Linked DNA regions of Homo sapiens: region 2 is linked to region 1. The links are chromatin loops, found by intact Hi-C in ENCODE. Cell type or tissue: Caco-2. All regions are shown on one strand. Links, peaks and the distances in the headings refer to the core of each region. The heading gives the core; the rest is flanking DNA.

Evidence for each region. A loop is a pair of places that touch in the nucleus more often than their neighbours do. Peaks named below come from ENCODE experiments on the same cell type or tissue, not always from the same donor. Only the 100,000 strongest peaks of a DNase experiment are listed, where the experiment ranks them.
Region 2: a loop joins it to region 1, with 4 times the contacts of the local background. A loop is called at or near these places in 2 of 110 quality-filtered maps.

Annotation. Positions count from the first base shown.
Region 1 is chr4:31,983,032-31,987,434 of GRCh38, forward strand. LOC107986222 (a long non-coding RNA gene) reads right to left here. Exons shown (of 4, transcript XR_001741502.2): 4 at 1,462-3,776. Among named protein-coding and RNA genes, the nearest start is that of LINC02506, 12 kb to the right of the region's middle. In Caco-2, for the core only: no CTCF peak of the experiment used is centred there; a DNase peak (open chromatin) is centred at 2,030.
Region 2 is chr4:32,040,982-32,045,384 of GRCh38, forward strand. The region is part of intron 1 of LINC02506 (long intergenic non-protein coding RNA 2506); the gene reads left to right. Among named protein-coding and RNA genes, the nearest start is that of LINC02506, 46 kb to the left of the region's middle. In Caco-2, for the core only: no CTCF peak of the experiment used is centred there; no DNase peak of the experiment used is centred there.

The DNA of each region.
Region 1 (4,403 bases), core at 302-4,301:
TAACAAGAGAAATGGCACACAAATGTATGAATGTGTACACAGGGAGAATCAGAGTGATTGCCCAACCTCGCAATGGGGTACAGAAGTTTATACACACATACACACACACACACACACACAAAATATACAAATATGTAAATATATATTATATATAGAGAAAATTATATATAAATATTTATATATAAGCTTCTAAATATATTAACATTTATATATAAGCTTCTATATAAAAGCATATATAAGATGGATGTCTATATAGATATATTTATAAATATATATCTGTATATATGTATATAGATATAAAAGCACAGCTGAACAGGCAAAAAAAAATAGTTTAGATGCCATCTTGAAGTTACAGAAAGAATAGGGGATCAGAGTATAAGCAAAAACAGGTTATAGTGGTAAATCAGGTTATAGTGGTAAGACAGGTTATAAGAGAGAGAGAAGAGGAGTCCTGGCTAGCAAAGGTGATCTTGTTATGTAAAAGAAATCTCATAGGTAGCAGCCCTCAGAGAAGATAGATGGAAAATGTTTCTTTAGAGCTTTAAGGGGGTCAGACTCTCAGTTAATCTTCCCTAGACCTGGACAAGGAAAGACCTCAGAGAAAGCCGGCTTGCATCAATGCAAATTTTCTATAGATTCAAATCTCCCAGACAAAAGGCAGCTTTGCAGGGGTATTACTGTTTATGGTCTCTCTGAACAGTCATCTCAAAATATGCCAAAGAAGTAAATTTTGGGGTGAAATATTTTATTTCCTTTATGACTGAGTCACACCCAACTCTCATTTTGGCAGTCACCATTATTAAGAGTTGTTAAAACAGGTTTGAGTCAGCCTGATACACTGGGCTGCCTGGAAGTTCCTGAGCAACAACTCTATATGATATGGTGCAGGAAAAGCAGAAAGGGAGATGACAGACTGGGAGACAAAGCATTTGACTGTCACTGCCTTTGTTGATGAAGACAAGTGTGCTTGCCAAAGTGCTTTTACAAATGTGCTAAGGTGCTCCAGAGCAGCCAAACAAAACCTTCACAAGGTTAGGCAAGATAGAAAACCCTTCAACATAATGAGAATGAATCTCTTCTATCTGATGAAGCTCTATGTCCTCTCCTTAACTCTCACAGACCCCAGAGGAAAGTGTTCAAACAAATACAGACTTGAGCATCTAAATGTTATTTATTCCTGGTCTATATCTTTTTCTTCTCTTAATATCCCTTAAATTTAAAGTCATCATAGCCTGTAATTTAAAAGTATTTATTCTGATTGCTTATTTTCTGTAATTTATCTCCAATGAGATTGCAAGCTCTTCAAGGCTAAGAGATAGGACGTTGGGAAGACTCTTCAGAGGAGCATGGAATAAGAAAATATAATAATAAACTGACACTTTCTCTTTCAATCCTTGTAGGAAGAGAGATTTTGAGGAATAAAACGCTGAAGTTTCCTGAGGAAGCACTGTTGCCGTAGAACACCAAAAGCAAGTTTCAAGTACTGCATGCATCCTAAGCCAAATACTGACACATTAGTGCTTAGGAGCAGAGAAAGGTTTATACAATTTGGCCAAATCCTCAAGACAGGACAGGCAAAATATTTAATCTGACCTGCCTTTGAACATTACTGCCTTTGAACATTTATGAATACAGTAGGTATGTAGGAGGTGAGACCTCAATGATCAAAGCTGCTTACCTCCCTTGGCTGATCAAACTTCTGGACAACATCAAGGAGGTCTGCATGATATAAGGATTATTGTTCTTTGAATGAAAAAAAAGGTTCATTAATCTTATTGGCAGCCACCAGGAGTCAGGATATGAAGTTAATCAGTTATTAGTGAGTTGGTGACCACCTCTACTGAAATGACTTAAGTACAAGTTATCATACATGGAGAAAGAAAAAGACAAAGAAAGAGGAAGATAAGTAAAACAAACATCTTAGGATTTTTATCATATAGGCTCAGTTACAACATCCCCACTGTCACTGTTTCATGCCTCAGTACTGAAGAGTTGGGGTGTTGACTCATTCTAACTACTTCCTCCGAAAGGGGTGTTGCTATGGGGCCAAGGAAAGGAACTTAGTTACCAGCAGTTGGAAATACTCAAGAGTCCCAGGTTGTACAGAGGCAATTTGTTGCAACATCACTAAACAGGTTGTCGGGAGCCTCTGAGAGAGGCAATCTTGCAATATCATACATGTAATACAATAGCAATATAATCCACAACAACAAAATATTTCTATTCCTATACTCACAGCTAGAATTATTAATATTGTTTTCCACTAAGAGGGTTCTAATCTAAACCACAAAGATAACTATTGGTTTAGTGACATTGTGGGGTTGGACATAGCATTAAATTTTTGTGCATATCTTGAAGGGTCAGGGTGATGTTTCCTGAATTGTCTGGAATGTACACATAGCATTTGGTTTTGTTTATGGTACAAGTTCCCCCTTGTGCAGCATGAGAACTTCAAGGGCCATGAAATTCTGCAAGGCTGCTTTTCTCCTTGTGGTCATTTCAGAGTCACTAAAAAGATGTCTTTGAATTCATCCTTTAGCACTTGTTGGTTATAGTTTGTGAGGGTCTTGACATGCCAGATAATATTTTCTAAAGTAACTTGGGGATTAAAATTAGATAGGACATGGTCTTATCAGTGGAAAACTGGTCTGTTCCATTGGTACAACACATTAGAGAAATTTGCAGTTTGTCCAGTGGTTTTGGTCAAATGGTTCTGGACCAATGGGAAACCCAACATGCACCATTCTATCCATGCAATGGGCAGCCAGGGCCAACGATTAGTCCCACATAGCCAATGAGTTCCAATCAGTAGTGATTTCCAATCACCACTCAGTAGTGAGTTCCAATCATTAGTCCCACACAGCCTCTGTGTCCAATCAGTAGTGAACCAGTGGGTTTATTGAAGCACTGGAGTATCTTCACACCAGTGTGGAGGCATCCAGCCCACATTCTTAGTAATATTTGGCCAATAATCAAAAGAATAACTTTTGGTTTCCAGCATAAGAGAGCAATTTGATGTAAGTGGCTGGTAGTGGGGGTCATCCAAATATAATCATCCCAAATTTGATAAAAGCCTTCCTCAGTATAGCAGCTGTTAATAGACAAAATTATGAGTTCTACTGAGGGAAACTCCATCAGGAGAGAAATACCACACTCAGAATTTGTTGAATTCTCTGATGTATATACAAGGTTTTCTGTGACATGCATGGTGAAGGGTTACATTAATGCCAAGCCATCACCTTCCATTTCCTTTTGTTAGGATCCCAGGGGTCTGATTTTCTTGTGAATAGTTTTTCATAAAGGTTTGTAATCCATTATTACCTTGTAGGGGTGAGACCCACTAAGGTAATCCAGAAATGCTAGAGACTGGAACAGCCCCAAACCCAATAAGTTTCCTGTTTTCAGCTATCTGCATAATGCGCCCATGGTAGGAAATGATTAGTTTCAGCAAACAGCCTAACCCCATATATTACTGTGGGGATTAGCCAGAATCTCATGATTAAATGACAAAAGGTTTTACTTATCTGTGTAGATTTTCTTAAAAAGCAGCTTCAGGTTTTCAGTTGTTTCACAGGTTCATTCAGGTCCATTATGTGACAGACCAGTCTGAGGAGGGGCAATTTTTATCCATGTAGAATGTATCCATGGTTTAACTCTGGCCAACTTTACACATGAATGAGTAGTCAGAAGGACCTCATAGGGTCTTAACCATTGAGGGGCTAGTTGATGATCTGGTCCAGTTCCCTCCTTGTCTTAAATAGGACTTGGTCTTCATCCTGGAAGGGATTAAGTGGATGCCCATGGGAAAGGCTAACCTGATAGAAGCAAACTCATGAACAAAGGTTGGTATTTCATTAAATAATTTTAAATAAAGAATAATGCCTCCTTCTTTTTCTAAGATTTAATCTCCTGATTGTAACCCAAGAATGGCCAGGAAGGGTCTCCCATACATAATTTCAAAAGGGCTCCACTGGAGCCTGCTTTAGGGAGCAAGTCAAATTCTCAAAAGGGCAGAGGGCAATACTTTGTCTCAACGTAGATTAGTTTCCTGACTAATTTTAGCAATTTTTCTTTTTATAGTATGATTAATTTTTTTCAGACTTTCCTGTGGATTATGATTACTACATTGCTTGAAGTTTCCATTCAATGTCTAAGATTTGAGACACTCACTGTACTACCGGAGAGATGAATGCCACTCCATTGTCTCACACTGAATTGTCAAAGGGAGACCATAACTGGAAATTATTTCTTTGGGGTACGTGCAGGCTCCTTTGGAGGCCCTCTCTGTTTGGTTAGGTTACACCTCCACCCATCCCATAAATGTGTCTACAAAAAAACAAAAAATGTGTAGCCTCTGGTCACTTGCAGCATTGTGGTGAAATCTACTTGGCAATCTTTGCATG
Region 2 (4,403 bases), core at 274-4,273, 58 kb after region 1:
TTCTCCCTAAAGGAACAAAGAGAGGAGTTTCAAATAATCAAAATTTATAAATGTAGATGTGGCTTAATTATGGACTGAATTGTGACCTTCCAAAATTTATGGGTTGAATCCCAACACTCTATTGTAACTGTGTTTGGAGATACAACCTTTAAGGAGATAATTAAGATTAAATGAGGTCATAAGGGTGAGGCTTAAATTCAATAGGACTGTGTCCTTATAAGGAAAAAAAGAGACATAAAAAGTATATGCACACAGAGAAAAGACCATGTGAGGACACAGTAGAAGGTGGCCACCTGCAAGCCAGGAGGAGAGGACCCACCAGAAACCAACCCTGCCATAACCTTGATCTTGGATTCCAGCTTCCATAACTGTGAGCAAATACAAGTCAGTTAAGCCACTGAGTCTTTGATATTTTGTAATGGCCAACTGAGCTGAGGGATGCAGGCCCCATGGGGATGAAATCTAAACTTCAAAGGTGGAGGTCTTACTCATATGAATTCTGAGGAGTAGTTCCTTGGGCATGTGACACAATTTTTTAGGATGGATAAAAATCATGATAATATAAAAAACAGTTCAATATTTAGTAAAATCGTGTCAAAATTATTCCGTAAAATTGATTTTTTGAGGTTACGTTAGCTGTACTTCTGTTGAAAGCAGAAGTCTCTTCAAAAATTACATTCAACAATAATTTAATTTTAAAAATACATATTTTGTTTTATCCAAATAAGCTAAATTGATTGACATAAAAAGCTAGAAAATAAAATAATACAGAAAAAAACATAAAAACATGAACATTTATAAGATTATGTTTTATGTAGGGATACCTCGTATTCAAATATTGTTAATTCAAAGAATAACAATTAGATATGTATTTTTATTTTTGAAAATAATATTATTGCTTTCTATTTTATTTTATGATATCTAATATTTCTACACATATATGGGGCACATGTGATACATTGCTATATTGCTACATTCATAGAATGTGTAATAACTACATTTATGGTATCCATCACTTTAATTATTTAAAATCTTTACATATTGGGAGCATTTCAAGTCCTCACTTCTAGCTATTTTGGAATATCCAATATATTGTTGTTAACTATAGTCATCCTTTCCACTATAAAACATTAGAACTGATTCCTTTTATATAACTGTGTGTTTGTACCCATTAACTAACACTTCTTCATCCCTCTTCTCCCAATACACAGCCTTTCTAGCATCTTGTATCTATCATTCTACTCTCTACCTCCATGAGATCAAATTTTTAGCTCCCACATATGAGTCAGAACATGCAATATTTGTCTTTCTGTGCTTGGCTTAACATAAATTCCCCCACTTTTATACATGTTGCTGAAAATGACATGATTTCATTCTTTTTAGGACCAAATAGTATTCCACTGTGCATATACGCCCCATTTTCTTTATTCATTAGTCCACTGGGCATGTAAATAGGTTCTGTATCTTTGCTATGGTAAATAGTGCTGCAATAGATGGGGTGCAGGTTTCTTTTTAGTATACAGACATATATCTTCCTTTTTAAGACAAATTGTAATAAAATAGAGATGCAAATTAAATGGAACAGAAAGGAAAAAGTTGTAAAAAATTCAAGCAAAGGGTTTTGCTGGTAACAAATGCATCCAGCCTAAATAATAAAAAGACCAAATTGGAAGATTGAAAGGAAGCTGCCAGAGCACTGACTGCTCTCTGCTGGTGGAATTCTACCAGTGAATTGGTAAGCCACTAAAATAACACAAAGTCTGCAATAGAAGTCATACAAATAATGTTAAATATAATGCAAACAATTGTAAATTTTTGAATAGTTGTAAAAATATGGTTTTAAAATTATCACTGTAAAAAATTTACAATCACCAGCATCTACAGCAAATTACAGCCTACATTTGGGAGTCTCAGGAAAGCTTTATTCTATGTGTCCCAAGGTACAGAGCAAACAATTCAGAGAATTGTAAATCATCATGTTAACTGGAGTGAGCTAAAAAGAGTTTAAATATTTCACACAAAATCATTTACAAAAACAAGTTCAGATTACATTAGACAATCCTGCCTATAAAAGTTCTTTCCTAACCAAATATTTACTCTCAGGGTATGTCCTTGTCTTCCAGCCACTGGCACATCAACGGTTCTTCTCCTGATTCTCCCTCCCTCCTCTTTATTACTTTCTTCTCATCTCACATTCCCGTTGAGAAACAAAAGCAAATTTGCCAATTTTTCTCTTATGAAGCCTTTGCATGATCACTTTCATTACTTTGTTTCCTGCCTACATCCAAATCTCATATTAAGTAAATTATCACGAAATATTTTACAACAAAGAAATTTCCTTACTTAAATTATGATAGTAGGAAGTGGTATGCTGAAACCAGCTCACACAGATTTTGTGGCTGTCTTCCCAACTCTACATTCAGTAATGCCACTTTGGCAGCTTTAAAGTGGTGCCTGTATAGAGAGAAGGAGGGGTGGAGGGAACATTTAGATAATTGAAATGAGTAAATTGGGGCTTCTTCTCTTCCCTGGAGAGTCAATTGTTTTAACATTTCTCAGTGCAGCACTAGAATCAATTGTTTTAACATTTCTCAGTGCAGCACTAAAGCCATTTATTGTTAGGAAATATTAACGATGACAGTACTAGCTAACATTTGAAGTTTATTTGGACTGATATTGTAAACATTTTTATACCTTAAGCCAATTAGTACCAAAAATAATCGTATAGAGTAGGTAGTAGAATTTCCCATATTATGAGGTGATCATACTGAGGTCAGAGATGTTGGAGCTCATTCAAGGTAATCTTTCTAGTAAGTGCTAGTACAGCAGTATAAAAACTGCCTTGGCCAGGTGCGGTGGCTCACGCCTGTAATCCCAGCATTTTGGGAGGCCGAGGCAGACAGATCACGAGGTCAGGAGATCGAGACCATCCTGGCCAACACGGTGAAACCCCGTCTCTACTAAAAATACAAAAAATTAGCCAGGTGTGGTGGTGGGCGCCTGTAGTCCCAGCTGCTGGGGAGGCTGAGGCAGGAGAATGGCATGAAGCGGGTAGGTGGAGCTTGCAGTGAGCTGAGATCACGCCACTGCACTCCAGCCTGGGTGACAGAGCAAGACTCCGTCTCCAAACAAAAACAAAAACAAAACAAAACAAAACAAAAAACTGCCTCACCCAGATTCTGAACATGAGCTTAGAATATTAGAAAAATATTAGAAAGGAAAGTCTGGGAGTCGTGAGACCTGAGAATAGGTCCCTGTGTTCCATTTTTGCTCTTTGGCCTTGGGCAATTTGTTTTCTTCAGCCTGAAATGAAGTCTCCTCAACTAAAACTATAGATAAAAATAACTATCTTACAGGATTGTTTGATGAATATTTCAATGAAGTCACAAAGTTTTTCATTAATCTAAAACATATAATGCATTTGTAATATTTAGTTAATACTTAAATAAACAATTTCTTCATTTTCTTTTACTCATTATTCCTGGTTGTATCACTTGAGTTCTCCTTATATAAAAATATGTGTTGATTTTGGACACATGAGAAACAGAATTGTCTTATTTTTCAAATATTTTTCCTATTTGCAGTGGGCTTTAGCTCCTCAAACATATGACTACAGTTACCATGTTTTCCTAAATAGCCTCTTTTTAAAAAGAAAATGTGGTTCTTTTTAACTTTTATTTTAAGTTCAGGGGTACAAGTGCAAGTTTTTTACATAGGTAAACTTGTGTTATGGGGTTTGTTGTACAGATTATTTCATAACCCAGATATTAACCCTAGTAGCACCCATTAGTTATTTTCCTGATCCCTTCCTCCACGCTAGCTCCATCCGTGCAAAAAGGCCTGAGTGTGTGTTGTGCCCCTCTTCGTGTCTGTGTGTTCTCATCATTTATCTCCCACTTATGAGTGAGAACATGCGATATTTGGTTTTCTGTTCTTGTGTTAATTTTCTAAGGCTAATGGCCTCCAGCTCCATCCATGTCCCTGAAAAGGGCATGATCTCATTCTTTTTTAATTTTAATTTAATTTTAAGTTCCAGGGTGTGCAGGTTTGTTACATAAGTAAACATGTGCCATGGTGATTTGCTGTACCCCTCAACCCATCACCTAGGTATTAAGCCCAGCATGCATTAGCTATTTTTTCCTGATGCTCTCTCTCACCCCACCCCCCAATAAGCCCCAGTGTGTGTTGTTCCCCTCCCTGTATTTATATGTTCACATTGTTCAGCTCCTGCTTATAAGTGAGAATATGTGGTGTTTGGTTTTCTGTTCCTGTATTGGTTTGCTGAGGATTATGGCTTCCAGTTCCATCCATGTTCCTGCAAAGAACATGATCTTGTTCTTTTTTATGGCTGCATAGTATTCCATGGTGTATATGTACCACATTTTCTTTATCCAGTCTATCAT